Regions from separate parts of the Homo sapiens genome. Here region 2 is linked to region 1. A link is an interaction called in ENCODE POLR2A ChIA-PET data of the cell type or tissue named here. Cell type or tissue: A673. All regions are shown on one strand. Links, peaks and the distances in the headings refer to the core of each region. The heading gives the core; the rest is flanking DNA.

Evidence for each region. Peaks named below come from ENCODE experiments on the same cell type or tissue, not always from the same donor. Only the 100,000 strongest peaks of a DNase experiment are listed, where the experiment ranks them.
Region 2: POLR2A ChIA-PET joins it to region 1 with 7 read pairs; 4 of 35 experiments call an interaction of 5 or more read pairs at or near these places.

The regions. Positions count from the first base shown.
Region 1 is chr10:50,326,275-50,341,920 of GRCh38, forward strand. SGMS1 (sphingomyelin synthase 1) reads right to left here. Exons shown (of 11, transcript NM_147156.4): 8 at 931-1,048. Among named protein-coding and RNA genes, the nearest start is that of ASAH2, 83 kb to the left of the region's middle. RefSeq lists an enhancer at 9,977-10,056. In A673, for the core only: no CTCF peak of the experiment used is centred there; no DNase peak of the experiment used is centred there.
Region 2 is chr10:50,424,915-50,440,560 of GRCh38, forward strand. SGMS1 (sphingomyelin synthase 1) reads right to left here. Exons shown (of 11, transcript NM_147156.4): 6 at 8,562-8,642. Among named protein-coding and RNA genes, the nearest start is that of ASAH2, 180 kb to the left of the region's middle. RefSeq lists enhancers at 6,933-7,152, 13,311-13,370. In A673, for the core only: no CTCF peak of the experiment used is centred there; a DNase peak (open chromatin) is centred at 7,167; H3K4me3 peaks cover 525 bases; H3K27ac peaks cover 785 bases.

The DNA of each region.
Region 1 (15,646 bases), core at 2,991-10,990:
AAGAGATCCAAAATTTCATATGATCAAATTAAAAATCCAGAGTGAATTTTTCAGCTCTCTTTCCAAAGATTCTATCAAAGAGAACATCTCTTCTGGAGGAACAAAAGTACAAAGCAATGAGACTGAAAGTGTTTGGCTGTTTCACCCACACAGGTATAATGCAAAGAAATGATCTCAAATACATCAGAGTATACTATATTTTCTCCCACCAAAAATCAAGGAGAGAAATTAGCCTCTTTTAAAAATTCATTAAAGAGCTTTAATGTACATAAATATTTTAACAATAAAATCTGCTAATTATTTCACAGAGTTCCAACGATCACCCTAGTTAAAAATTCTTCCAAGGTAAAGGTTAGGAGGTGAAGAGTGTCATTTGAATCTGATGGAAAGGTAGAGACAATAAGAGAGGAATAAAGTTTATTTTTAAAAAGACTTCTTTGTTACTAGAGAAAATCAATAAGGCAATATATTACCCCAGAGAACAGTGATCTTATTTGGCTTGGTTGAGGACTGCAAGGAAATAGGAATACTTTCTCTTCCTGGCTCTGCTGTAGGGATTAATAGAAAGAAGGAAAATGGAAAAAATGTCACTTGAAATCGAGCTCTCCCTCCGAGGGAGAGGAAGCATATAAAAGCTTCTGGATGCGTGTCAAAGAAATGAATGATATTTTAACAATTTGGCAGGAAACCAAAGAACTACACAAAGCTTAACTGCTTCCAACACACATTTCCCCAGTTGGGAGGCACTGGCAGGGCTTAGAGATTCTGGGAAGGGTGGGGCTGCCTGGCCATATCATTTAGTAACATTCTCAGATAGAGGAGTGACTCCACTGTATTCTGAAGAAACGTTTTCCTGCAACCTCACTCAAAGGACCCCAGGGCAAGACAAGAAACAAACAGAAAGCGAAATTACAGCGAGGAATAGTTTACCTTCGGAGAACAGTTGAAATGCATACCAGGTACTGGGAGTGTAGTTACATACATTGTAATACACCGATACAGGTACAGCGTGCCAACTATGCAGAAAAATCTTCTGCTAATAATAGACCTAGAAAAAGGGAAAAACAGGGCAGATTCTCAGTCAAGAAATTCTGTAGGTTCATTTACTGTAATTTTTCAATGACTCAATAAAAACAAACCCCAAAAACTACTTGAGAACTTGAAACCAGAATGTTGTAACTATGGCTAATACCAGATTAAGACAAAGATTTTGAGAATAACGTTGTGTGGTGCTTTTTAAAAAATATATTAACTGGCCAAAAGTGCTTAAACTGGTTTATATTGCTATTAATTAGGCTTCATGAGGCCTTAAACTTGAGTTGACGTTCAACTGTCGGACATACAAGTGGAGCCCACGCTGATTGGCCAGAACCCACTCAGTATCTGTGGTTAAACATTTAGTGAGTATTTTTGCTGTCATCAAAGGAAGATCTTCAGAAAATCAGAATGATATTAGAATGAGAATTTAAAACTTTTATGCCATTTAATGAGTCAAAGACATTAAACAATTTTAGTTGTACATCCCAGAAACTGATTCTCTGAGGCAACATGATGCCAAGAACGAACCTATGGAAAAACAGCATTCAATCTCATCCCATTCCTTGACTACCACTGCAGCTTGGGATGCACATTTACTTCTCTGAATCTCAACTTCCTAAGAAGTAAAATAGGGGTAACAACATTAGAAATGATGTCTGAAAAATTCCTACCATATAGTAGGTACAAATGGTAGGTATCAAATGTATAGATTAAGTAGATGAATAAAAATATAAGCAAAAATTAGAAATAGTTTTATTATTATTAGGTTCTAACAAAATTATTTGATATATACATGTAGGTTTGTATCTATCTATATACATACACATGTATATTGAGTTAGATAACGTCTCCTAATATAAAAATTCCATGTAAGTTTGTTCAACTTAACCTCATTAAAGTCTGGTGTATTTTTGAACAAGAACATTCTTTCCCTCTCTACCTCTCTCTTGTAGTACCACAGGCCAGAATCATGTGAGTAACCCTGTGGGTCTCCTCTTCCTTAACCTTGTGAGGAGTTCAGATTTTCCCAAACAAGGAAAATTTAGAAACAGTGGGCAGGTGTTCCTCTTAGGATCTTGGCCATTCAATCATTATAATCATACAGTGTAGCTCCAGTCTTATGCAGGATGGGCATACCTACTGAGGTGTACTAGCCAGAGGAAAATTTGTTTCATGTGTATTTTCTGTTTTAAAAAGAGAAACAAAGATATGTCACTTGTGTGATTAAAAATTAATTTTAAAAAACCATACAATTATACTAGCATTTTATCCACATCTGCACAGCCCATGTATGTTACTTAGGTTTTATGAGTAGAATTTGGGTGTTGGTCTCTTTACCTAGATTTAAGAAACTGGGTCAGAATTATTTACGATAGAAGCCATCTTTGCTTATTTTCTCTTAGTCAAGCTGCGTATGCCTCCTCCAGAGACATGAATTTATTCAGCATAAAGCTGTCTTGGCAATCTATATGCCTCTAATTTCAAGTAAAATACAAAGCACAATTAAATAATATAAAGAGGGACGATACTAGAGAAGAATACCAGCCTATAAATGTCTTTGCCAAGAACACCAAAAAAGAAATACCAAAGTAAATTCTACATTGTAAGACATAATGGTCATCTTTCTTTAAAAGAAAATGCCCTCCTTAGCCATCCTGCTAAAGTGAACAGAAATTATTTGCAATTTCACTTGAACTATACAAGAAACACCTAAGTCAGCACACTTTCAAGTCTAGATCTGCTGAACTCTTTAGAGGAAGAAAAATAAAATTATTGCTTTTGCTAAAGATTACTATCTTAAAATCACTTTGCCTGATTATTTTATGATGCACAAAAGGTACACATACTCACACACACACCACCCCAATAACTATTTCCATATTTCAAACTTGACTTACATGTAAGTACCAACAGAAGTGATTTCAGAATTATTTAAAAATCTAAGAATGAGGTATAAAAAGATGAGAAAAGACAAATACATAAAATTGTTTTAATTAAAATACTGAAGATTCAGTCACATTTACTATTTGACTTAAAGTGAAAGAGTCAAATGACTTTGAAAACTGAAATTTGACCATTTCCATGTGAAACTGTCAATGTTAACAATAAGGTGACAAGTTAGAAGTGGTTGTTTTTAAGAATTTTCTGCTCTTTGGCATTTAATATTTTTGAAATTAAGCTTAGAATGTCTTTGGCGTATAATGTTAAACAAGGATTTTCTACAACAAACTTTAACAGAGGATAAAAGTGTTTCAAGAAATTGTATGCACTTCTGGGCGTTCACTTCCTTAATCAAAGAATTTCATACACTTAGAATTCTTATTCACTTAAAGGTTTAAAAGTTCAAGATGTGCTTTACAAAAACTCACAAAAGAAATGTTAATGAGATATTGCTAGAAATTAAGCAGATGCCAACAAGAAGATGTACAGTACAATTTTCAAAATCACAACGGTGCTCCCCTCACATGGGATACACCTCTCCTTCCACATTCAAAAGAAGCCAGTTTCCCATCTGCACACACTTGGCAAGGACTATCATTTCAGAGTCTTGTGTTTGGTCGCGTTTATCTATTTTTCTCCCAAGTGTTAGAGCACTAGGCTCATTATTACTTTTTCTGAGAGAAAAGGAAAATGTATCTGTTCAATTTGATTATAAGGAAATATGAATAAAAGTGTTAACATTTTATAGATCATTATTAAGACTTACTAGAATAGCATGTTATGTCAAGTACATGCTAGTATTTTATTAAGCTTTTTTATATTCCTAATTTTTAAAAACATTGCTCAGAACTTGACTAAATACTACCAGCACTAGAGTGTTTTTGGCATTTGGTACAATGATCTAAAATTCTGAAGAAAGGTCAGGCATGGTGACTCACGCCTGTAATCCCAGCACTTTGGGAGGCTGAGGCAGGTGGATCACTTGAGCCCAGGAGTTCAAGATCAGCCTGGACAACATAGCGCAACCCTGTCTCTACTAAAAAACAAAACAAAACAAAACAAAACAAACAAACAAAAAAACATTAGCTGGACATGGTGGCATGCGCCTGTAGTTCCAGCTACTCTGGAGGCTGCAGTGGGAGGATCGCCGGAGCCTGGGAGTTAGAGGCTACAGTGAGTTATGACTGTGCCACTGCACTCCAGTCTGGGTGACAGAGTCAGACCTGTCCCTAAATAAATAAATAAATGAAAAGGGGTTAAAAAAAATTACTATAGTGGAAAGTAAAACTAAAATACTGGAAAAAGTTTGTTTTCCCATGAGTTGTCTCTTTCAACTAATCCACAGTAGGAAGACATACACAGCTCTTTCAGTGCCCAGACCTGGCCTCCTAGCTCTTTCTGGAAGCTATTAGCTTTTAGAGATAAATAGGACTTGACAATGGTGCAGTGGAACTAAGCAACAATTCAAAACTAAGAGGCAATACACAAGGGAGAGCACATGTAACTAACACAGAATTGGGAGACTCAAATCTCTGGAGCAGTTATGGAAGAGTAATGATTCAGGTCTCTGATTAGTGATTCCAGCTGTAAAACATGAACGGACAGACAATACATCACTGAGCTGTATCTTTACATAGATGCTAGTTTTACCTTTAACAAAGGCTCACCTGGTGCCTTTGACCATCTCAATTAATTTCCTTAGAAATTAGCTTCCTCAACAGCAAAAGGAAGAAAAAGACATCACTTTCTTATGAATCAGAGAAATGGGTGACAAAAAAACTGGAAAGGCCATGAAATAGCACTAAGAATGGGCATCAGAATAGTCATATTTTTCTTAATATATAAGGTTGAAAAATGAAATAATTTTGTTTAGAGCCAACGACCACACTACTAAAAAACAAAGTTTCTATTGAGGTATTTCCCCAGGCATGGTATTACCAACAGCAATTGTTTTGCCAAAGTTCTCTTATATACCAAGCTCTGTGTCATTTACTTCTTAAGACCACCTGGCAATGCATGGATATGATCCTTATTTTACAGATGGGAAAAGTGAGGTTTAGAGAGTTTAAGCTGAAATATAAACAAAACAAAAATATTCAGGAAACTGCATCACATTGTGTAAGAAATCTGAATTTTGAGTATTTACAGCTGAGCCAACATCCCATCCCATTTCAGCCACATTTCAAAATCTACTTAATGACTATATTAGTAAAGTACTGAAAAAATTATTCTAGTATCACATAGCTATCTAAAATTACATGTGTCCATTTTTCATTATTTTTTGTAGTCTTGTGCCCAGTTAGATTTGCTTATTACCACCTCGTATGTTAAATCAGTCATCCTGAAATGTCATCCATTTCTCAACACTCTATCTCACCTGAACATCCACAGTAACCTTCTTTCTACCTGTTGTCCTTAACACCACTCTTGCCTCCTGCTATGGTCTGAATGTTTGTGTCTCCTTCCCCTCAAATTCCTATGTTGAAACCTAATCACCAGTGATTAGATCACAAGGGCAGGGTCCTCAGGTCTGAATTAGTGCCCTTATAAAATAGACAATAGAGGTGGGCTCACCCTTCTGAAATGTGAGGACACAGGGAGAAAGCGCTATTTATGAACCAGGAACTTGGCCCTCACTAGATACTAATCAGCCTGCACCTTGAGCTTGGACTTCCAGCATCCAGAATGCTGTAACTCACCCAGTCTACGATATTTTGTTATTGCAGCCTGAACAGACTAAGGTAGCTTCCTAAAATCCATTCTGTTTAGAACCGCCAGAATCATCTATTTTGAAACAGTTAAACAGGTATGTCCCTTAAAGCCCTCCAATGGTTGTCAAACTCATTTTAATAAAATCCAAATCTTTTCCCAAGACCCTGAGGCCCTATATCTGGCTACCTCCCTCTAGCCTGCCCTCTGGCCACCCTCCCTATCATTCTCCAGGCTCTATCTCAGCCCAATGACCTTGGGGCTCTTTGAACACAGCTTGCGAAGTCCCTCCTGCCTTGAGTAGGATCTCTGAGCCAGCCATTCTCTCTGCCTGGATTCTGCCTTCTCCTGGGACACTTGCCTGTCACTGACATTCCATTCAAATGTCATCTCTCAGAGAGGTCCCCTACTCTAAGGAAGCCCCTGCTCCTCTCTATCCTATCCTTCTATTTTAATTTCTTTACAGCCCTCCTGACAACATTCTGCACCCCCACATTCCCATATTCTGTGGAAGCTAACTAACTCCAAAGAAATTCTAAAACCTGTTTCCTTAATTCCTTGCTACAGCACCTGGATTCCCTGGATTGTGACAACTCCCCTCATAGCTTTCTTCAACTCCCTTCAACATGACATCTCCTTTTTTTAAGTCTTTTTTTTTTTTTTTTTTTTTTTTTTGGTGAGACAGGATCTTGCTCTGTCATCCAGGCTGGAGTGCAGTCGCATGATCATGGCTCACTGCAGTCTCCATCTCCCGGGCTCAAGCAATCCTCCTGCCTCAGCCTCCTGAGTATCTGGGATCACAGGTGCAGGCCACCATGGCTGGCTAATTTTTAAAAAATTTTCTGTAAAGACAGGGTCTTGCCATTTTGCCCAGGCTGGTCTTGCATTCCTGGGCTCAAATGATCCTCCTGCCTCCACCTCCTCTGTCTTCTCCTAGATGTGAATCCCACTGCCAAGGGCAAAAAGAGCCACTCATTGTTCCCTAAACACAAACTCAATTTCTTGCTTTTGCCTGTCAATTTCTTTCTCTGGCCTCTCACATGATTATGTCTGCTATAATCCTATGCATCTACCTCATGGCTTCCAGATGTCCCCAACTGGACAGAGCCACTTCATCCTCCCAATTCCTTCAAATTTTGTTTCTACTGTATGGTATTTTTTAATAGTGAGACTGGAATCACCATTACCAACAAAAATGTCTCACGTCTCACCCCTTTTGTGAGAAGACGCTCTTAAGAAGACCTGTGCTTTCTTGTCTTTTAGTCCCAGGGAGACTTATGATGGTACCTGTAATATGACTGGCAGTACCAGCAACACTACACAGTTTTGTGCTCTAGAGCTTTAATTCTTATTCTCTCTGAAGTCCTTTTCTACTTCTTTCTACAAATGTTTGTTGCTTAAACCCTTTTATGTATCTGCCAGAGTTACTCTGCCCTGATGCTCACTATCCCTTCACTCTGCATCCTTTCTGCATTCATATTTTTATTCAAAACACTTGCTGAGATTGCTCCATTATCCAACCAGGACTGCAAACCCCTGGAGATTGGGGCCTGTGAGTTCTGTATCCTTCTCTCTTCTTTCTAGTCTCATTGTCCTGTAAGGCCTTTCCACCCATCACAGCCTCAGGTATCTCAATGGCTACAGACTCCATTTAGGAAAATCCAGGGCTTAATTCAGTACTTTAGGAGAGAAAATTCTAAGGAAAGGTTAGTAAAACAAATGAAGAGCAAGACTAAACATGGTAGAACAGACAAAATAATCAAAATAAATGCTTGCCTGGGAGATTTAGAACTCATTTAATATTCCTAGGTACCCATACAGGGTAGATGGCACAGTTCATGAATCAGGAAAATGAGACATACCTGTGCACCAGTCCAGAAATGTGTCTGTACATATACTATGTGTTTTTGCTTTTTAAAATCCAACTCAAACAAAATTCACACCTTTGTTACTAATTATTTTAACAACATTCCTGTTTAGCATATACCATTATCCCATTTTACAGAAGGGGAAATTGTATGAGGAATTTAAGTACTAGCCTGGAGCCAGAGAGTAAGTCAATGACAGAGTCACAACAAAACCCAGGTCTTTCAGACTTTGAATCAGCTGCTCTTTTTGCTAATGAAATTAAAATGTTACTTCCTGACTTATATACAGGTTGTAACAGGAAGTAAAGAAAAAAATGCTACCCTATAAGACATGAACAAAAACATCAACACTATCTACTTGAGATAGTTATGTAGAATTAAAATCAAGTATCCTCCAGAAACTGCTAAATAAAATTGTAGACAAAAGGTGTTAGATTTCTGTGTTGGTATTTTAGGCTGTCAACAAAAATAATGTATGTATATATGTGTACATATATGTGTGTATACATTAGTGTATATATACACAGAATACGAATGTGTATATGCATACATGTGTGTTTGTGTGTGTGTGCGTATACACACCCAGATCTCCTCATTTCTTCCCATCATCAAAACTTAACCACCTTGAGTCACATTGTTAGGGGCTTGCTTAGTCACAGCCAGCAGAACTGAACAATTAATGTTTACTCTTGGGCTAAGGGATTATCCTTAAAAGCAACACTGTTTTTTTAACAGGGGGTTTCTGAAAACATAACAGACACATCACCAGCAGTCACTAACATTTATTGAATTCTAGGCACAGTAACTAGCATGTGCAACACTTAATAAATTTTAGTGTCTATTAAAATTCACACAATGAATATACATGTGCTATTCTAAACATGCGGAATACAGCAGTGAACAGAATGGACAAACATCCTGGCTTGTGGTGCCTGTGTTCTAGTGAAAGAGGCAGACAATACACAGGTAAAGAAATAAGTAAAATATAGAGCATGTTAGATAAGTGCTAAAGGGTAAAACTAAGTGAGAGTCTCACTGGGGGAAGGGAGGTTAGAATTGGGGGCTAAGTTGGTCAGAGAAGGTCTACCTCTGTATGATGGGTCAACAAGGAGGTTATCTGTGGGAGAAAATTCCAGAGGCTTGTGTGTGTCGGTGTTTGTTGATCATCAAGGGAGTACAGGGCATGAGGTCTGGGAGGACCTCGTAGGTCACCATATGAGGACACTGGCTTTAATGCCATATGAGGTGGAAGAAGAGAAATGTACTAAAAGCCCACTAAAAGGAAGCAAGACCAGGTAATAACCTAGGTAAAAGATGAAGGTGGTTAGACCTATGCCAGCAATAGATGTGGTGAGGAAGGTCAGAGGATCACTTGAGTCCAGGAGTTCCACACTACAGTGAGCTGTGAGCTATGATCATGCCACTACACTCCACCCTGGAGGATGAAGTGAGATCTCATCTCAAAAACAAAACAAAACCCAACACATTTGGGCTGAGCACTGGGAGGAATGGAAATGCCACTGGTGGGCTTGGGAACCAGGAGGATGCCAAGTACTCTGTCAAGTGCTTTATGCATATCATCTCGTTCAATCCTCAAGACAGCATTATAGAAACTATAATTTTCATTTTGTAGGTAAGGAAACAATGCTACTACAATAGTCAAGTAACTTGGCCAAAGTCACTCAGTCAGCAGGCAGCTGTAGGGATCTAAATCAAGAATGATCTTCCAGTGTAAGACTGAGTATAACCACATGCTTCACCACCACAGTCATGGCACCGACAGGCTGGTGGGACACAGATGTGGTGACTTCTAAATCAGATCATGAGTAATTAGACATCCATGATGGTTTGTTGAGAGGAGGGAAATAGACAATCCCTGGGCATGCTGTAAAAGAGAAGGCCAAAATGATACCATTTAGAAATACACATGTACACAGAGTACTCATTTATGAGCACATGCAGAAAAATATCAAAAGTTATATGAACCCAAATATGAGCATCATTTATCTCTGGTGAGATGATAATTTGGTTTGTCTTTTTGTTTATCCTTATCTTCTAATCTGCCTACAAGTCAAATTGCTGGGATTACTAACTTTAGAGAAAAATCTACAATTTCCCTATAATTCCTATGGCTCAGTCCATTATTTAGGTCATGAGACCTAAAATTGTAAATTAGAAAAGGTAGAAGCAAAGAAGACCACCAGTTCACCAACATGAGAATGAAAGGTGAGGCACAATCTGGGACTGAATCCATCATCTAGCCTTTAGAGTGTCCTTCCCCACTCCAAAAAAACTGCCCTCGGTAAACAAAAAGAAGACAGAGGAGGCACAGCGAGGCCTGCAAGAGGCTAGGAGATCCAGATGATCTGGGAAGAGAAGGGTCAGAGAAGGTCCCCAGGAAAGGAAAGAAAATGGGATCTCAGCTCAGGCTCTGAGCCTAGATAGATAATAGGTCAGAATCAAGGGAAGAGAGAAAACGTACTAGAAACAGAAAGTAAAAGAATAAGGTTGGGCATGCCTAGTCAGTGGTCTTAAGTGCAGAAACGTGACTGAAGTTGGTAGCAAAGGAAGCTTTATCAGATTAGTAGTGAGTAGGGCCCATTCCACACTTAGAAGGTTCCAGAGCTAGGACAGAGCTAAGGGCATTTTCTACAGTCTATGGGGAACTGCAAAAATGGACGGCTATCAAAGTTGGCAGATCCATCCTGAAACACATGCACGTCTCCCAGATGGAACCCAACACATAAAATATATAATTAAAAAACTGAACTCATTTGTTTTTATTCTGTCCTATGCACGTGGCATCTACAACACTAAATCTGTTAAAAAAAAATACATCTCCAAAGGACAGATGCCTATAATACCAGGAAATTTATAGACTGGATGTATAATGAAGAGCCTTCAGTGCCCAAAATATGCCACTGTAGGATTCTGGGCAAGTCAATAGCTTCTCCAAGTCTCAGTTTTCTTCACTGAGAAAGGAGAATAACACTACTTGTTTTAAGGGTTGATTGTATCAAATGATACAATACACATTAATGCTTACTACTCTAAAATCAGTTAGTTTGGAACCTGCCTCTTGAATAGGATAATAATTTTTGACATGGATTAAAAGGAACAGAACAAAACAGATTTTGAGTAAGCACATAATTGATGCAGCTACATGTGTGGAGGGAATAGAAAGGAGGGAAAGAGGTAATCCCTGAGCACCTACCTTGCTTTATTGCTGGAGATAAATATTACAGCTTATCAGAGAATTAAATAATGGGTAAGTATCCGAAAAAGCACCAGTAATATGAGGGAATTTTGTCCTCATGAGTTTCATACATGGATGGAGTTTAGACAACACATTTTCAAAAACTGAGATGTCACTCTAAGAACAAACATTTCCCAGAATATAACCCCCATTCAACTGTTCTGCTCGCTGCTATATCCATAGCACACAGTCCCCAATAATTTTTGGTAAATAACTAAACATAAAAATGTTCTGAAGCTCCATTAAAGACTACAATTATGGTCCCACAGTATATGGCTAATATATAGTAAAGTGAAATGACCTTAAGAAAAGGTTCTTCCGGAACTCAGAAAATAAATTCTATTGAATAGAAACCTCCCCCTCCAACTTCATATCAAATGCTCTTTATATCAAATGCTTTTAAGAACTTTAATCACAACCATCGAAGACATAAAAAAAGGGAAAAATTGTTGACAGTGTCTGTGGGTCATAAACTACCTTTGGGAACAGAAGAGGAGTTAAGTAGTTTGATTCAATCAACTTAATGTGAAAAGAAACACTGATGGGATTAAAATAGGGTAAAATGAAAGATAAATGTTAGTGGAGAATCTAGTCTATTGAATAAAACACAAACCAAAAACAGATTAGCATCTGACAAAAGCAACTGCCAATCAGTACAAAGATTATGCTTGGAAATTAGATTCCATTCACAGAAGAGAGGAAAATGCTATAGAAATAATCTCTTATGTTGGCTGATACCCACTTAACAAATAAGGCCCCCAAAAGGCTTATCAAAGGTTAAAATACAAAAAAAAAAAAAAAAAGTCTTTCCCAAAGTGACCTCCAAACATGAAATACAGAATGTTAGTAAACTTCTAAAAATCCATCCTAGTTCTCTCAGCATATAATCCCAGAAAAGCCATACTGGAAAGTTGTATCTGTTCATTCCTGCAGGATTAACAAAACCCCTAGAAACAGTTCTAAAACTTGATGCCATGGCAGGTCCCAAGCAGGATCTGTGGTCATCATTTTTCTTCTTTACTTCCTTCCCTTTTGGCATGGGATCAATTTTCAGAGAAAATTGTCACCCACTAAGTGACCATTTCCATTTTACTAGCCTCTCTACAAATCAATGCAACTGCTTATGCCAGAATGTTTTACCACTAAGCTCTCTCTACCCCTGACCCCAACCCATAACCCAACTGTCCAATGGTTTCTTTTCTTTCTTCAAATCTTTTCACCACCAACTGACTAATATACCCTGTGACATCTAATTTCTCCTTATACAACTGTCTTATGCTATTCCTTTTAGGCAAATGTCTGACCCAAAAGAAGCTATGGTAGAAAACACATATCAAGATATATACCTGACTTCATTTCGCTCGGAAATAAAATATATTCAAACAAAGTTGGAGATTTCCCCAAATTAGTAAATGCTATTTCCCCATCAAATTCCATATACAAATCAAGGATTCACAGAGACCCCCAAAAACCTCCTATGAGAAAGATACTGCAACAGAAGTCAGCCCTGTCATTATAAAAGATTAGAAACTATAAGTGTCATGGCTTCTAGAAAGAGTTCAGCCCTTCTCATTACCCTTCCACAAAATTTATTCACTAAACAAATGTTAACTGAGTCTAAGTCATGATCATCTTCTACCTGGACTACTGCAATGGCATTTTTTTTTTTTTTTTTAGAGTTTCACTCTTGTTGCCCAGGTTGGAGTGCAATGCTGCGATCTCAGCTCACTGCAACCTCCGCCTCCTGGGTTCAAGCGATTCTCCTGCCTCAGTCTCCCGAGTAGCTGGGATTACAGGTATGTGCCATCACGCCCAGCTAATTTTGTATTTCTAGTAGAGATGGGGTTTCTCCAAGTTGTGAGGCTGGTCTCAAACTCTCAGCCTCAGGTGATCCACTTGCCTCTGCCTCCCAAAGTGCTGGGATTACAGGCGTGAGCCACCACGCCCAGCCTGCAGTGGCATCTCAACCAGGCCCCCTGCTTCAACTCTTGCTTCCCTAGTCTCTGTAATGCAGCCACATTCTTTTAAACACCAGTTTCATTCTTTTAAAACACCAGGTTTTTCATATCCTTCTCCCCTAATGGCTTACTGCCACATTTGAAATAAAATCCAAACTCCTTATCCATCCATGGCTCACAAGGCTAACACCTCACTGACCTCCTGCATCAGGGTTCTCTCCCAGCTAACTCAGCCACATGGACCCTTGACCGTTCCTCAGGTAAGTGCCAGAACTCTGCACTTTCTGTGTCTCCTGCATCAACTACTCTTCCCCAAACACATGCATGGTATTCACTCTCATTTGATTCAGATGTCTGTTCAACCATCTTCTAATCAGAGGAGTCTGGTTTCCGATCATTCAATCTAAAGTACCAGCCTCTCCCCACTCTCTCCAACACTTGCAAGCCCTTTGCACTGCTTTATTTTTCTCCATCACACTAGCCAATATCATATATTCATTTACTGCCTCCCTTACACTGGCCAGAATATAAGCTTCACGAAAGCATCAGGATCCTTTACTCAGTGGAGCATCCCCAGGGTCTATCGGTGCCTGAAATATGGTATACTGCTTAATAAACACTAGTTGAATGAATGAATGAATTTCAGGTAAGCACTTTGTATGTGCCAGGCACTGGGATAGAAAGGTGAATGATGAATAGGGTCTAGTTCTTCCCCTTGAGGAACTTACAATTTAGCAATGAAGGAGACATATATACAACTAATAGAATGAAATGTGATATGGGCTTAATGTGTTTGAGGAAAACTGTGGAGTGGAGTAGCTAGAGATAAGGCAGGAGAGACTGGGACCAGATGCTGAGGGCCCTTGAGCTTCAGGCTAAGGAGCTGGTTCTCCATCTGAGCACCCACTATGGAGTTCTAAATAGAAATGGAAAGAAGAAATGGATCTAAAATTAGAATGGAAACAACTTAGTGACTATCTGGATAAAAGGAACTGAGGAGTTCTAGGTTTCTAGGAAATGCCACTGGCCAGATACGAGGAAGAAAAAGTTGGAAGAAAAATATAGTAAATCTGGTTTCATGCAAGTTGAGTTTGAGGAACCTATGACCACCACACTAAGTCATAATTTCTCTGGTGACTTGGAAACTCTAGAGTCCTGCTCCTTGGCTTTCTTCTTCAGGTGTTCACCATGTCCCAGTAGAGCTGAGCCACACGTATCACACATAGGTGCCACTGTGTTAGCCATTATTTAGCCATGCATGAAAAATCCTTACATCTTCAGCCTTCATCAAATCTCTAAGTTTAATATGTTCTTTATCATGCTTTCTTAAAACAAGGGATACCTGTTTTGCAGTGAAGTCTGACACAAATGCAGAGATTTCCCAGGAATTTTTCCTAGTCAGTGGCTTGAAAGTCCAATTCTAAATGGGGAGACAACATTATTTACAATTGTAAAAACCAAAAAAGTTCTCAAGGACAGGCATTATTGTTGCTTTCCATTTTGAGAGGTCATGGAAATCCCATGTGGATTTACGTATATATAAACATATATACATACAGATATGCAGGGGAGACATTAAGAATGAAAGGAGGAAAAATTTAAGTACAAAAAAAATCAAAACCTATGTTTAATAGTAAAGGACAATTTTATACAACATAAAGATAGAACCAAATGTCACAATGTCACAAATTCAAGATTAAGATTTTCCAGCACCTCAAACATTTGGTTAAAGGGTTTATTGCTGGGAGTTTTTGGCCAAATTCTAGTGATCTCATTTCTTAAGTAAGTGATCCTCTAGTTCCATCCCATGATTCTTCTCTAAAAAGTAGAAGAAACTGAAATAAGAAGGATAGACTGATTTTTTAAGGGATCCAGGACTTTTAAAATCAAAGTAAAAATATTCTGTTGGGAATTACTGGCCAAATAGGCTTAATTTGGAGAAGTCGTATAAAACAGGCTCCTAAGTGGCACACCTCCTAGTGGAGATTGGGGATGGGGTCAACACTCAGAAGAGTCAAATACAAAAACAGGGAGAAGTTAACTCTCTGCTAAGAATATCCCATAACCAGAAGGATCAATTTCTCCAAAATGCCAGATAAACAAAACTGCTATAATGCAATAACTAAATAACTAGAAACAAAGGGTCCCTCTGATACTACAAAAGATTTTAACCTTCTCTATGAGAGCCAGGAAAAGGTAGTTTATCCATCTTCACTGCTTGATGTGTCATCTGTATCTTTCTTCCTACCTCCTACCTGTCTGGTGGGCCAGATACACTGAAGAGAGGTCACAGGGAGAGAGACAGGAAACCAGCGATGGACCCCAGTAGAAGGACAGGGTGGACGATGCTTAGGAAGATCATGACGACTCTGCTTTCATTTCCCACATCCCTATCCCGCCAGAGGTGAAAATCAGAGAGGACTTAGTTGGATGCATTCTGGACACAAACGCTCTGAAGCTAATAAAATTCAATATAATTGGCCCATCCAATTATGTTAGAATCTAATAAAATGTAGTTGTATATATATATGACAACAGAAATCATCTAGACTGAGACGTCATTATTCCGTTTGTGAGAAAAACGAGGCTCCTGAGATGTAAGGATCCACCCAAACCACTCAGCAAGTTGGACACACCTGAGGCCTCATTCCAGCACTGAGTTAATTTTGTCAAATCAACTGGTTTCTTGCTTTGAGCAATTTAAATATATAAATGACTACAGTATTGTCAATAAGTACCAGGAAAACGCAAAATCATAAAGCTTAAAGAGAAATAGATTTGAGGAAAATTTCCTGTTGGGAAAATTGTAATTATTAATATACTTTAAGAAAATTAGTTTTATGGTTAAGAGGATACTTTATAAGAATAAAATTACT
Region 2 (15,646 bases), core at 3,653-11,652, 99 kb after region 1:
AAAAAAAAAAAAAAAAAGGAGAAGACATATGAGCACAGCCAACATACATACAAAAAAAATGATCAGCCATCACTAATCATCAGAGAAATACAAATCAAAACCACAATGAGATACCATTAATCACAATGGCTATTATTAAAAAGTCACACCAGTTAGAATAGCTATTACTAAAAAGTCAAAAAATAATGTTGGCAAGGTTGCAGAGAAAAGAGTATGCTTATCCACTGCTGGTGGGAATGTAAATTAGTTCAGCCTCTGTGGAAAGCAGTTTGGAGATTTCTCAAACAACTAAAAATAGAATTACCATTTGATCCAGCAATCCATTACTGCAAATATACTCAAAGGAAAATAAATCATTATACCAAAAAGACAGATGCATTTATATGTTCAATGCAGCACCATTCACAATAGCAAAGACAGGGAATCAACCTAGGTGCCCATCAATGGTAGATTGGATAAAGAAAATGTGGTACATACATGCCATGGAATACTACACAGGCATAAAAAAGAATGAAATCATGTCCTTTGCAGCAACATGGATGGAGCTGGAGACCATTATCCTAAGTAAATTAATGCAGAAACAGAAAACCAAATACCACATATTCTCACTTATAAGTGGGACCTAAACATTGGGTGCACATGGATATAAAGATGCGAACAACAGACATTGAGGATTACTAGACAGGGGAGGGAGGAAGGGAGGCTGAAAACCCACCTATTGAGTACTATGCTCGCTACCTGGATAATGGGATGAATTGTACTCCAAAACTCAGCATCACACAATCTACCCATGTAACAAACCTGCGAATGTACCCCGGGTCTAAAATAAAAACGGAAATTTTTTAAAAAGCCGTGAATATTTAAACATGTTTTGTAGATCAGGTTGGCAAGAATGAATGAGTCTGACATTTCTCATTACATTAATCTGAGGTGTGCAAGTTAAAACTCTTTTTTTCCCTGAACCTGTGGCAATGTGTATGAAAAGAAAAAGTATGCATCCCTTTAATTATATCTGGAAATATATCCAAAAATATATGTACAAAGATATTCATTGATATATCATCTGTAATAGAGAAAACAGGAAACAATCTAAACATACATCACCAGGATATTAATTAAAATAGATATGATATCATAAAATGGAGTGGTATGTATTAAAAATTACAATATTGATTTAGAGAATGTGCTGTAGCACATTGTTAAGTGGATAAAAATGATTTAATGAAAAACAAAAGTAAAAAAAGATTCACCAAAATGTTAACATAATCTGGGGGAGATTTTCTACTTTCTTTACATTTTTCTGTGTTGCTTGAATTTTCCAAAATGAAAGTATTTTTCGTTTATAAAAAAATGTTTTAAGAGAAAATTAAAATTGGAAAAAAACAACTACCATTAATATGACTCAGGTCTGCCAATATAAATGCAATGGACACATTTATCAACATTAATGGTATTTCATACCTTTAAAAAATCTGGTTGTGCAGTATTTAATAGATACAAGTGAATACAGTTACCTATTTGGTATGAAATGTAGTATTAAAGTCATACCCATGAAGTTACCACCCATCCTATGAAGCAGACCTTACTGAAACATGGCAGCTCTCTGAGTTCACCTTCCCTTGTCTAACTGAGGCTGACAACCATTTCTTTCTGTACATGCTGGACAACAAGTTTGAAAGCCCCTGGTCCAAGATGTGGCTTTAATAATAAATTAACCCTGTGCCTTTTGACATCAAAGTAGAATTGTGGTCAGAAGTAATGAAACAGAAAACACCAGAATTCAATCAGGAAGAAAGGGGAACAGCTAAGTCATACATTGGCTTGACATAGAAACCACTAGTCAGACAGACCTCTATGAGCTATTGATTTCACTCCCTACTCCAAAGCCAGGACTTGTCACTAGTAAAATGAAATTAAGTTGGATTGCCTTGACACATGTCAGGTAGTAAGACACGGAGATCTAAAATTGCGAGAGAACAACTCCAAATTATTCCAAATTGAAATAATGGGAAAAAGCACCCCAATTAACAATGAACTCCATTTCATACATCATAGAAAAGAGAACCACTAACTTGAAGGGAAACAAAAATAATCAAATCAAAGAAAACAATAGAAATTTACTAAGAACTTTGTTGTAATAGTATGTTAAGCACTTTATAACAGAAAAAATTAATGTATCATCTGTGAAATCAAAGAACTTACGGCCGGGCACAGTGGCTCATGCCTGTAATCCCAGCACTTTGGAAGGCCGAGGCGGACAGATCACGAGGTCAGGAGATAGAGACAATCCTGGCTAACATGTTGAAACCCCGTCTCTACTAAAAATACAAAAACATTAGCCGGGTGTGGTGGCGGGCGCCTGTAGTCCCAGCTACTCCGGAGGCTGAGGCAGGAGAACGGCATGAACCCGGTAGGTGGAGCTTGCAGTGAGCCGAGATGGCGCCACAGCACTCCAGCCTGTGTAACAGAGCGAGACTCCGTCACAACAACAACCAAAAAGAACTTACAATGTGTGTCAAAGAAAGAACATATACCCTAAACTAGTGAATGAGTCAGTATAAATTGACTGAAAACTACAAATTGAGAACACAGCAGTCTAGCATGTAGTACAAATTAAATGGCACAGTAAATACAAGCTAAGGAAGGGGGGAAAGAGAAGGTAAGCTGAACTAACCAAAAGCAACGACACTTAACATTTTAAGTCGACATACAACAAAGTGGGGACACTACATAAACAGGTCACTGAGGATCAAAGCACACCCTTTATCAGCACCCAACATTGTCTACCTTGTTGGATAGCTACTTGAATAGACAGCACCCACACCATACTCTTCGATTCCTGAAGGCTGGGTCCAGGGCTTGGGTTATTTTAAACCTCCAGAAATCCACACTTTGACATGGGATATGTTCTACAAACATTTATAGAATTCAAACCTTATTTGAATTGTTAAATTCTGATGAAGGTTGACATCTTCAATGAAGGAGAAAGACAGCAGTGGAACAGTTGATAGGGAACTCTATCCCTCGAGATAAAAAGGAGGCTAAGCTGCGTGTGAATGAGAGAGAGAGAGAATGTGTGTGTGTGTGTGCATGTGTGTGTATGTGTGTGTATTAGGCCTGAAAGAGGGAGGATGGTGCCTAAAGGGAGAAAAAAGAGTAGATCAGTTTAGGCTAACTTATACTGCAGGAACAAAATGTCCTCAAATTTTGGAGGCTAACAATGGAGTGAGGCTTAATACTAGTTCCTGTCTGGCTCCTTGCAGATAAGCTGTGGACATGGAGTCCACTCCATGTCCTCTTCACTCAAAGACCAGGGCAGAAGGAGCACCCCTAACTGGCGCATGATAGTCCCATGGCAAAGAAAAGAGAAAGATGGCAGAGCAGGCCATACCTATTAAAGTGTCTTCTCAGAAATGACACAAATTATTGTCACTGACATTTCACTGCCAAAATAAATCCTAGAGGATTTATTTGGCCAAGCTAGCCATGGGGCATCAGCCTTCTGTAGAGTAGGAGAGTATAATCCTTTCACAGGGATGGAAGGTGGGCAGAAAGGAGCAGCAAGTGTTCTGACAATAATATGAGCTGCCACAAAAAGAATGGAAAATGGCTAGAGCTGAGCTTTCTTCCCCCCGTAATGATAGAAGCTGTCCTGTTATAAAAAGCAGCCCCTCCATTTCTGTGGTACTTTATGCTGTTCTCATAATCTTTCAGATACTGTCTTACTATCTTTACAACTATCCTAGCAATGTTTCAAGGCCTCAGCAGTGCCTGAACTACAACACCAAATCTGGTACTCTCTCACCCACCTTAGGGAAGTCAGCCTTTCAGTCACCTGCAAAATGCAGATAATCCCAGATGCTTCCTAAGAAGACTGTTATGAGACTAAGTACAATGATTAACAGAGGCTCCCCAATTTAGGAAAAGGTTACATCCTAATAAACCCATCATCAAAAATGCATTTACTACACCTAACATACCTAACACCATAGCTTAGCTGAGCCCACCTTAAACATGCTCAGAACACTTACGTTAGCCTAAAGTTGGGTAAAATAATCCAACAAAAAACCTATTTATTCAAGTATTGAATATTGTTTTTAAATTATTGAATACTGTACTGAAAGTTAAAATAGAATGGCTGTATGGGTACTTGAAGTATGGTTTCTACTGAAGGTGTATTGCTTTTGCACCATCATGAAGTCAAGAAATCATTAAGTCGAATCATTGTAAATTGGGGACTGTTTGTATTTAAAACACACAAGCACAGACAGGTATAGTCATGCACTGCATAACAATGTTTTGGTCAACAAGGGACACACAAAAGGCAGTGGTTCCGTAAGATTATATTTTTCCTATACTTTTCTATGTTTAGATACACAAATACTTACCATTTGGTTACAAGTGCCTATAGTATTCAGTAGAGCAACATGCTATACAGGTTTGCAGCAGCCTAGGAGCCACAGCCTATACCATATAGCCTAGGTTTGTAGTAGGCTACACCATCTAGATTTGTGTAAGTACACTCTATTATGTTGACACAACAACAATATTGCCTGAGGACACATTTCTTAGAACATAGCCTCATAATTAAGCAACTCAGTAAATATAAGGCATTACTATTATTAAATTATGACATGCATCCCCAAACTCACTTCTTTTCCAAATTGTCCTTAACTTTTAATTATAAAGAATTTGTTAAAATTCATTAAGTGTAGAAAATAAATTAATGAACTTTCCTTCACTTTTAAAAACCTCTACTCTTATAGTTTTTTCTACACATACACACACACACACACACACACACACACACACACACACACACACACATACTCTTTTCTCATGACTTCAATTACTTGTTTATGTCCTGGTTAGTTTCTTAAATCTCTCAAGAATTTTAAAAGATCTATTCTTTCTTGAGCATTTGGAACTATTTTATTTCTTCCCCAAATAAGAAAAATTAAGAACAATTGAAGCTATTCAGGGTCATTCATTTAAAGTATAACATAGATTCCAAAATGACACCCAACTAAGAATAAATTAAAGGCTTGGTATCAAAGACCCTCTATTTTCTTTTTCTAGCCCTAATTAGCAGTATTATCTTCTTTTCATTCTACTAAACTATAGTTCTAGCCTTTTCCCAAAACATGATCTTCCTCTACCATCTCTGTTCAGACTGTTCCTTTCTGCTCAAACTGTTCCTTCTACCTAGAGTGTCCCCTAAGCACTCCTCCCAACTCTGTTCAAAGGTCTCATCCAGATAACTGAATGAGTGCACCATGATGTTACCAAAGATGTTCATTACAGCACACTTTACAAAAATGAAAAGTTGAAAACAAAAATGTCCAGTAATATGCAACATTATAGACTACGTACACATGGAATGCTATATATTATGTATACATCTACAATTATGTAGATGTATATTTATTGCTGTGGCATCATCTTACTATATTGTCAACTGAAGCCGATTTCAAAACAATAGTAATAACCAGACCCATTTTAGAGGGAAAATAAAGCATGTATCTAATCTCGGCATAGAAAAGTATGGCAGAATACAAAAAAAAAAAAAAGCAATGTTAATTGTTAGCATTTTCACTGCCATGCAAAATAGTTTTGCAAATGCAAAATAGTTTTTGCATTCTAAAGTTCTATCCAATTAGCAATGTTAACTTTTATAGTTTCATAAAAGGTACTTTAATAAAAAGGCATTAATCATTAAATATCTAATCCACATATCATCTGCTCCTGAATCTCATCCCTGATCTAGCCCACTCCTCTTGCCACCCAGGTAATTTCTCTTTCTCTTCTGTTTTCTGAGTATTTTATATGTCTTTTATAATACCTACCACATTCAGTTTGAAATTATAGTTTTCTCTTTTCAGGTTTGATTATCAATTCCTAAAGTGCAATAAGTCTGTCTTATTTGTACTGAAATGTATCGTCAAAAGCAACGAGTCCCAAGTATCTAGTAAACATATTTTTGTTTATATCAACAAACATGAGTTTGTTGATATGAACATAATGCAACGCTATAAAATTTGCGCATCTAAAGACTATACACATAGCATCTCTCTAATGAAGAAATCTTCTATACAAGGGATGTTTGGAAACCACATAAGGCCCATTCTGTTAAGAGAGATGATAATATAAGTCAGAATGTTATATCTATAATAAAATTTCTGTATTAAATTATTATTTCCATGTTTGCTTTCAAAGTACAAAGACACACTTATTTAAATTAAGCCAAAGGTAATTATTTCATAATCCAAAGGCAAGTCTCTCAGATTTTAACCACGAGCTTCCTCTTGAAATGAACACAGATTACTTTTGCAGTAATCCAAGTCCATCCCTGACTCAGCGGGAACTATAAATACCTTTTGTTTTAAGAGGAAATCGGGGAAATGAATGTTTTACAATTATGTAAGTCTGATTCAAAGAACTGACACAAGCAAATGTTTTGAAATATCCAAGGCATTTTTGTAAGGTTCAATAAAAAATGTGTTTTGAGAACTAGGTGGGTGAGATTTAAAGTAAAAACAACAAACACAATCTTAGCTGTTACTTAGCAATTTCAGGGTTCGATTGCTTCCTTCTAAAGGGCAAGTTAGAAAACTGAAGAAGTTGCTTCTAGAAGAAACATTGAGATGTCTGATCTGGTTTCGTTTTTTTCCTCCATTTCACTCCCTAAGATTTTAATCAAGCCAAGATGAACCTTAAACTGCCCAGGTTTTGTTTTGTTTTTACTCTCTCCCTAGAGGCAATTGGGTTTCCATTAAAACTTAATTTTGAATCAAAAGCAAAGCTGCATGGAATGCTTAGTTGGGAGGAATCCTGACTACTTGTCTCTGTAGCACCACTACCTGAAGGAATTTAAGATTTGAAGGAATATGGGGAAGGGAGAGAAGGAAGTTCAATAGGCAGTGAGCAGAATGACTGATCGCCAATACTAGCACTTGGAGATCAGTTTAACAGCCAGAATAGGCAAGCGATGCCAGGGGTCAGTTATGAAGCTGAGTCAACAACTCAAGAAACTGTTCTAAATTCTAAATTGGTTTTGGCATCTATTTTCAATTCCAGAAACAATATGAGCATGACAACTTGAGTTACAGCAAGCACTGACTCAAAACCAAACCTTGTTTTTATTCATCAAATGAAACTCTTACCACCACGGCTGAGGCAGATAATTAAAGAATTGTGGCTTAGAAATGTCTTCACAACAGGAAACCTACAATTAGTGGTGTATTAGAGCCAACTTATACCAGGCCACTAGAACCAATTGTTAAATTCTCAAAATTTTTAGCAAGCTGGTTGTTAAACACAGTCATTATTAAAAGTTAAATTATATAAACAAAATTAAAATAAATCATACTAAAAACAAAGGTAATAAATACTCAAATCTCATCACTTCCTATTATTTTACTGTTAAGCATGCTCTTGAGGTGATTTGTAACTACTGTATCTGGTTGGTAGAAACTATATAATGCTGTGCTACTACATAAGACTTCCCAGCCTCGCTTTCAGTGACTTTTGCTGGTAGTTTAAAATGAGCCAGCCACAGCAGTGGTACTTACACAATGGAAACCTGCAAACATGACAACCCCTCCTTCTGACATTGCCAGCTTGTTAACATCTACCTGCAGATACTACCTATAATGTTAATCACCACAGCTTGGCAATAGGTAAGGAACTTGAGCTGGCCAATCTTTTGAGATAGAATAAAGGCCTATAGATTATAAATCATGACACAAATATAAGGAAGAAAAGTAAATATGATTTATTGTGCCAGTAACTATACTGTGCCAGTCATAGCACAAAGTACTTTCCACAAACTTTAATTTTATGAGAGATAGTATCAAATCCAATATACAGATGAGTTGACTAAGGTTCTGAGAGGTTGAGTAACTACTAAAAAGCACAAGAGCAAGAGTGAGGCCTAGGATTGTCTGACTCAAAAATATATGATCTTTCCACTAAGCTACCCCACTTACTAACATTATTGTTATCACAGTGAAACCAAAATCAACCATATGTAACTGTCAGATAATTAGCAAACATTAATAGCCTCTGATGTACATAAAAGTAGCATACATGAAGAGGGATATGGAGAAGATGTAGACAAAGAACTCAATTTTAATCATATTCACCAAATTTGTTCATATTTACTTCAAAATATGCCCACAGAAAAAAATACGTGAGTGAGAAATGGAGCCCAAGGAAACCACTAGGACCAAAAATATCTGCATATCCTAAGGGTTATTCCAAGCTTAATTTAAATGCTGACCATGTGCAGGGAATTCTCTTAATTCTTCAAATACTTATGCTCTGTCCACCAAATTGACACACTCAACTTAAAATGACACACCCTATCAAGAAAGAAGTACGCAAAATAAGATTTATCAAAGTTAGCATCAATTGTTTGACGTGTTTGGATATTTACTTTATAAAATAGTTTCTCTTTTGCACTCAAGTTAGTTGATTGTGCTATCCTTTTACCATGGTTCCTTAAAGAAAATTTACCCAGTAGTTAAAAGAATTCCAAAAGGCCAAGAACATTAACTTACGGATTATTTAAAAACATTCTGGTCATCTTGGCTTCCTATAAGCTACCAGCTTCTCCCATTGTTCCAGTACAGTTCCATCACCTGTCATAAGCAGAAAGAATCTAATTAGTTACATGTCTCAGAAAGGCCATTTCTTGATTTCCACTAGTTAGTCTCTTCTTCACACACAAGACATAGAAAAGTCCAGTCATCTCTTCTCTTTTTTACCAAAAACAAAAAGGAAAGAGAAAATAGCAACACAGAAAATTACCTTAAGAGAAAAAAAATTTTAAGAGCAGTATTTCCACTATGAAGGATTGGGGTGGTGAACCCTTAAAATTTTGCCCTCCATTATGTTTTCAGGAAGAGATACCTAGTCTGTTTCCCAGGCGGCAACAGTATTAGAGTAACCCACCTTCTCTCTCCATCTCTCCTCCCTAACCCCTTCTTACCTCTCCTCAAAAGTGAAGGATTAATTTGCCTGGAAGGACTAAACGAGACACCAAATGATTTCTTGGCCCTGCTCTGAGCCAGGCAACAAAGGCCTCCCTCCAGTCACACACGCTTTGATCCAACAAAGGCATTATACCAGAACTATGGACACCTAATGCTTAATGATCAGAATTGCTACATTGTCCACATGTCCAGTTCAACAACTACTGGAGGATTCATATAATTCACAGAATAATAAAATATGGCCAGCAAAGGGCCTTCCTTTTTCCAAGAAGAAGTCATTCAGAACAATGTGTTTACTTTTGTTTTTCCATTTCTTAGCATTTTAGAATAAACAGGCTAGAAATAGAACTTTTTGCTTTCTTTCCCTTCAGAGAAGGGCCCCAAATAAAAATACCCGACTTTTACCAGCTAGAATGCAACTATTGCTCATGTTATGTGAAGAACGTGTGGCTCCAAGAAGACAACATTGATAAAACAGGAACCTAAATTAACTTTCATCACCTGAGGCCTCAATGTTAATTCTGAGATGAGATTAATAATTGTGATATGGCTCCATGCATGCACTGAGGTACCATGAGAGGCAGTGTCACCTCAGTTACCTGAACCATAGACAGAAACCTCAAGTTACCCAAAGCATAAAGGGACAGGGCGGTGTTACGGAGATTAAGAAAGGAGGAGATGATTGGCCAGCAGTGGTGGCTCACGCCTCTAATCCCAGCATTTTGGGTGGCTGAGACGGGCAGATCACAGGGTCAGGAGATCGAGACCATCCTGGCTAACACAGTGAAACCCTGTCTCTACTAAAAATACAAAAAAAAAAAAAAATTAGCCAGGCGTGGTGGCGGGTGCCTGTGGTCCCAGCTACTCAGGAGGCTGAGGCAGAGAATGACGTGAACCCGGGAGGCGGAGTTTGCAGTGAGCCGAGATCACGCCACTGCACTCCAACCTGGGCGACAGAGCAAGACTCCGTCTCAAAAAAAAAAAAAAAAGACAGGAGGAGATGGAACAAACACCAAATAAATAAATATAGAGATCTTCTCTAATAATAAAGAAAGAACTTGTCAGCCTCAATAAAAATAGCAAGGAAGAACTGAGGAGTCAAAGATCTAAAAATTATACCCAACACTAAGAGGAACAGATTCATTGGCTAGCTATGGCTTTATATGCCTGGCCACTGACATGAGGCTCTTTACATGAATGAGAAACACAGTAAGGTTTGATACAGGTTTAAAATAAACAGGTTTGAACCCCATCTGTGCTGTTTAATAGCAGTGTGATCTTTGCCAAGTAATTTATTCCTTCTAAGGCTCAGTTTCCAAGTCTGTAAAATACATACAATAATACATACCTTGCAGAGTAGTTATATAACTTAAAGATGATATATGCACTGTGTCCATCATACAATTAGTTCTCAAAAGATTACTGCAATTACTGTGCTCACTAGTGCAACTATGGTAGCAAGACTATTAAATTCATGATTACAATTGCAATTATGTCCATTAAATTCACAGACTCTTTCCTGATGAGACCATTCTGGAAAGAAGTTCTAAATGTAACTTTTGACAACAATATAAAACTTTTCTAAGTTGATCTGATGAAATGTTCAATACAAATCTCCACCTTAGTTGACAGCCTTTATTAACATGGGCACACAGAAAGCTCTAGCTATGTCTTTGTTAGCATTCTTCATATCAATACTGAGCTTCTTTTTTTGATGATGAATTCCTGAAAAGAGGGAATGAATCACTTCCATTAGTGCTAATTCTTCTGGTGTACATTCTAATGCTGGGCACCACATCACAGACTCATAAGCAACAGTATGGATTTGTCAGTTATGTTAAAAACAAACAAACAAACAAACAAAAAAATACAAGATTCACCAGGTGAACGCATACTAACTTTAAAACAGAAGTGCCAGAACTTAATGTCTAAAAAAGTACTCCTTGACCCCTTCCAAGTCACCCTCTTTGGGACTCACTCCAGTGATGCTGACTGCTCAGAATAAGTACTCGTCTTTTACCTTCAGAACCAGTGTGCAATGTTCACAAGAACACGTGTGTCATTACAGTTTAGTTCCCTTTATTTGCTATAATAGAAAATATTTTAATAGATTAGTTCAAAGAATCAAATTCATCCTCAAAGATGGTAATTTAGCACCACTGTGGTTATTCAAAAGAATTATAAGCAACTTCAACAACCAACTTTTTTTTTTGAGACATAGTCTCGCTCTGTCGCCCAGGCTGGAGTGCAGTGGCACTATCTCGGCTCACTGCAAGCTCCGCCTCCCGGGTTCACACCATTCTCCTGCCTCAACCTCCCGAGTAGCTGGGACTACAGGTGCCCGCCACCATGCCCGGCTAATTTTTTTTTGTATTTTTAGTAGAGACGGGGTTTCACCATGTTAGCCAGGATGGTCTTGATCTCCTGACCTCATGATCTGCCCACCTCAGCCTCCCAAAGTGCTAACAACCAACTTTTTTGAACCACCCATTTGGTGGAAGACACTGTGCTCAGCAGTGGGAGTGGGGAAGGGGTTATAAGGTGATTGCGATGAAGTTCATTTAAAAGAATGCAGAACACTGGCGGTATCACTGGAATATAAGCAATTAGTTCAGCTGATGCACTTAAAAAGAACAATCTGGACGTATGAACCCTGGCTGTGATTGTTACAAGCCCAGCACTTCCTAATCGTGCTTCAAATACAATGTTAAGATTCCATAACAGTCATGGGAAAACCTGGCTCCTTTTCTGAATGTTCACTTTACACTCTAGGGCAAAGCTGAGCCTGCTACCCCTGGGTGGAAGAAGACTGGCTGGCATCAAAATCAAGAGCATTCAAGAGCTAATATGAAAATAAGGCTGGAGAAGTTGTGGGAAAAGTTCCTGTGGCCATGAGACACAGTTGTTTGATTCTTAGCCTCTTTCTCCAAATGATCTAGTTTACTAAGAAGAATTTGGGCTTCCTCTATGGGAGACAGTATCCCGTGGCCATGAAAGGTATGTGCGTTGCTGTCACACAGAACTATGTTCTGCAACTAAGCTCTGAAGACCTTGAGCATGTTGTGTAATTTCTGTAAGCCTCAGTTTCCTCATCTATAGAATGGGAGCGATATCAGTACAATAACCAGATGTTGTTATATGGGTTAAAAGACATAATGTCTATACACAATTTAATAAAGTTCATGGCAAACAGTAAACGCTTATTAAATGTTGTGCCATTGGAAAATGTACACTATCCTCATACTTTGGGGGCAATACAAGTACTAGGGTGAAGCCACAAAAAAAGAGGTATCCCAGTATGCTCAACAATGTTCCAGCCCACTTCACTAGGAGACCACAAAAGGGCTTGGGGTGATATCTCATGTAGCAATAAAGGGCAAATTGTCTGCTCTTACATCTGTGCATGTAACTTGGAAGCAAAATGAGAGTGGCAGCAGTATTCAGAGGCTTCTTGGCCAGTGGAAAATTCAGAAATGTTAACACCAGCCACACAGAAACAAAACTGAGTAACTTGCTCAAGATTACTTAGCTAATAAATGGCAGAAGCTGAAATTCAAGCCCACGCAGTCTAGCTTTAGTCTTTGTTCTTAACCACTATACTACACTGTGTCCCTGGCAAAGAGAAGGAACAATAACTAAAGACTAACTAAGACACAGGCCAGGAGCAGGCCATAAAAAAGCAAGAAACAGCACCCTACTGATGTCTGAAGAAAAGAGGAAGATAACACAAGAGTTACTGGGGCAAAAGAGTAAAAGCACCAAAACTGCTAATGATTCTAACCTGAAATTTACCAACACAGCCTTAGCAAGACATCCTAAAAGGATGGTATAGTGAAAGTGACCTGGTTTTGTAATTCAGTGCTTGCTTAAAGAGAATAGTAATCAGAAGACACAAAAGCTGAGAAGACCTCACTTTGGTCCTTTATAGAAGCCACACTATGATGTAGGAACAAATGTCTAGAGAAGAATGTGTCACATACCCCAAATGCCCACTGACAAGGAAGGGCCCCAGCAGCATGAGAGTTGCTTCCAAAGGCAGGGTTTCCTGCTACCTTTTCATTGCATTTCTACAGTAGAGAAGAGGAGGAAAAGCCACTCAGGGCTGTTGAATTCTCTGTAGGTCAGAAGGAAGGAAAAAAGCAGAAGGGATGAGAAACACGCTGCTATTAAGTAGGAGAATGGACAGAGAGGAGAGTAAGGATAAAGAGAAGCCATATTCTTGGCCAGTCTCAGATGTGTCAGACTCTAAAGTGGCCCCCTTGATCTCTGTCTCTTCCTATCTAGGCCTTGCCTAATTCCCTCGCCCTTTCAGGACAGGTTCTGTGACTTGCTTGTAGCCAATAGAATAAGGCAAAAATGACAGGATGTATGTGGGTACATTACATAAGATTGTAACATCTACTCTGCTACAAGTTTCTCTCTTGGTTTTGAAAGTGCAGGCTGCCATTTTGTGGGCTGCCTACTGAGAGAGCCCCATGAGGACAACCTCCAGCTGACAGCAAGAAACCAAGGCTCTAGTTAGAGAGCCCATGAGAAACTGAATCCTGCCAATCACACGGGCTTGGGAACAAATCCTCCTCCCATCCAGCCTCAGGTAAGACAGCAGCCATAGCTGATGCTTGACTGTGGCCTTGCTAAGTACCTTGCTAAGTCATTCCCAGACTCCCGACCCACAGAAACTGTGAGATAATTTTGTGATTGATTAAGCTGCTAAGTTTGTGCTAGATTGTTATGTAGCTATAGATAACTACTACAAAAGGGAGGTGAAGTTCATGTCCCTGATGTCACCACATGTCCTTCTGAGAGAGGAGAGGGGAGAAAGAGGAAGCCCCAAGAGCCAGGGTGAGCAATTCTGCCTCTACATTAGCACACACCCTCCAATTCAGTTCTCTCCAACTCAGACTCAGTTTCCTCCCTTAACACTCCATCCTATTCTTGTCATTTGGAGGATATAATGAAACATATTAGCCAAGGAAATAGCAATCGTATAAATGGCGATCAGGTTCCCTGGCTGGCCTGCAAAAGCTACTCAACATGCGAAACATGACACGTTTAGAACAGTAAGAGAACTGTGACCATTATATGAGCTATATTAAGACCCTATATGGCATACAATAATTTAAACAAAGGAATATTTAAAATGTGATAGATTGGACTTAAACACTGAATAAAACATGTTCCAAGAGACATGTTGGAGACTTGTTGGATTAGTGGTTTTGAGAACTGAATAAAAATTAAAACATCCAATTTTTATCTAAGTTTTTCTAATATGGGCGCCTTAAAAACCAAATGTAAATATTCTTAAATTTTCTCAGCAAGCACCTGTAGCTTTGACAAATCAAGTAACAATCATTCTCAACCACAGAGTATACAGCTAAAACTCACTCAATGAGCCAGAGACCTCTTATCTCAGCAGGCCATCTTTCCAAGCAGAAACTGGTAGGGAAATCCTACCATCAAATAATCTGAAAGCTGAGAAATGCTCATTAGTCTTCTAGTCCCAGCCTCTCAGTTGACAGATGATGACACATAGATCCAACGACTTTAAGTGACCTGTCCAGGGTCACTCAGCAGCACAATGCGGGCCTTCTGTTCCCAGGCTTCTTTATAATCAGACCTACCAAACTTTAGCTTCAACATGAGAGATGAAATCAATGGCATCAAAAATTCTGTTGGGGGAGAAAATAGGAACTAACATTTCATGACACTATAAAGCTCCTACAGTACTTCTAAAAACTAAGTTTTGTGGCAAGAGGGAAAAATAACACCATATAAACATTAATATGAAATGTTCAATCCAGTTTCAAAAGCAATGCACAATATTTTCTGAGTAAACTGAAATGCTCCCAAAATAGGCTGTCTTTTCTTCTGAATAATTTGCCTTTAAAAAAATGAATAGGGAAGAAAATTTTTCAAAGGCTGGCACAGAAACTTGTGCAAGGATGTCTACTCCACTGCTTTATATATCTCTATTCCTAAATTCGTCGATTCATTCAACAGGTATTTTGGGGGCATCTACAATTCCAAAGCATTGAGGTAAGTGCTGTATATAAGGAACCTATCTGGATACAAGCAAATGATGCTTACTAATATTTTCAGCACAAGTAACCACATCTAAACAAGCAAGCAATGCAGCAACAAAGATTTCTGGTATGTATTTTGGTAGGCTATTAGGAATGCAGACCACAGCTCTCTTTTCTTCTAGAAACTTCCATATTTAAAATAAATAGTAACTGGTTTTTCTGTGCAATGATATTGCCCCCAAGGTAGCAATGAGAGGTATCAATAAAAGGGGTTAAAACACCCCAGGTCACATCCCTCCAGAACTCCTGTTACAGAACTCTCCCAGCAACCCAAATTAAAAAATATATATATATATATATTTTCTTTTAAAGTGGCCTTTCACTCAACATTCTCCTTCCTAATCCTTTTCTCAGTACCAAGAATAAATATATGTTAAAAACAAATTAAAAGTAAATAAGGGCTTATTTTTCCCCGCAGAGCCAGCAGTTTTCTCTCCTCACATGAATTTAAACCTCTCTAGCTATTCCTATCAGTGAACATTATTTAACCCCTCCATGATTTAAATGCATCTGAATGCTTTGACATAATATTGCTAAGTAATACTAATGTCACTAAAGGTAAAAAAT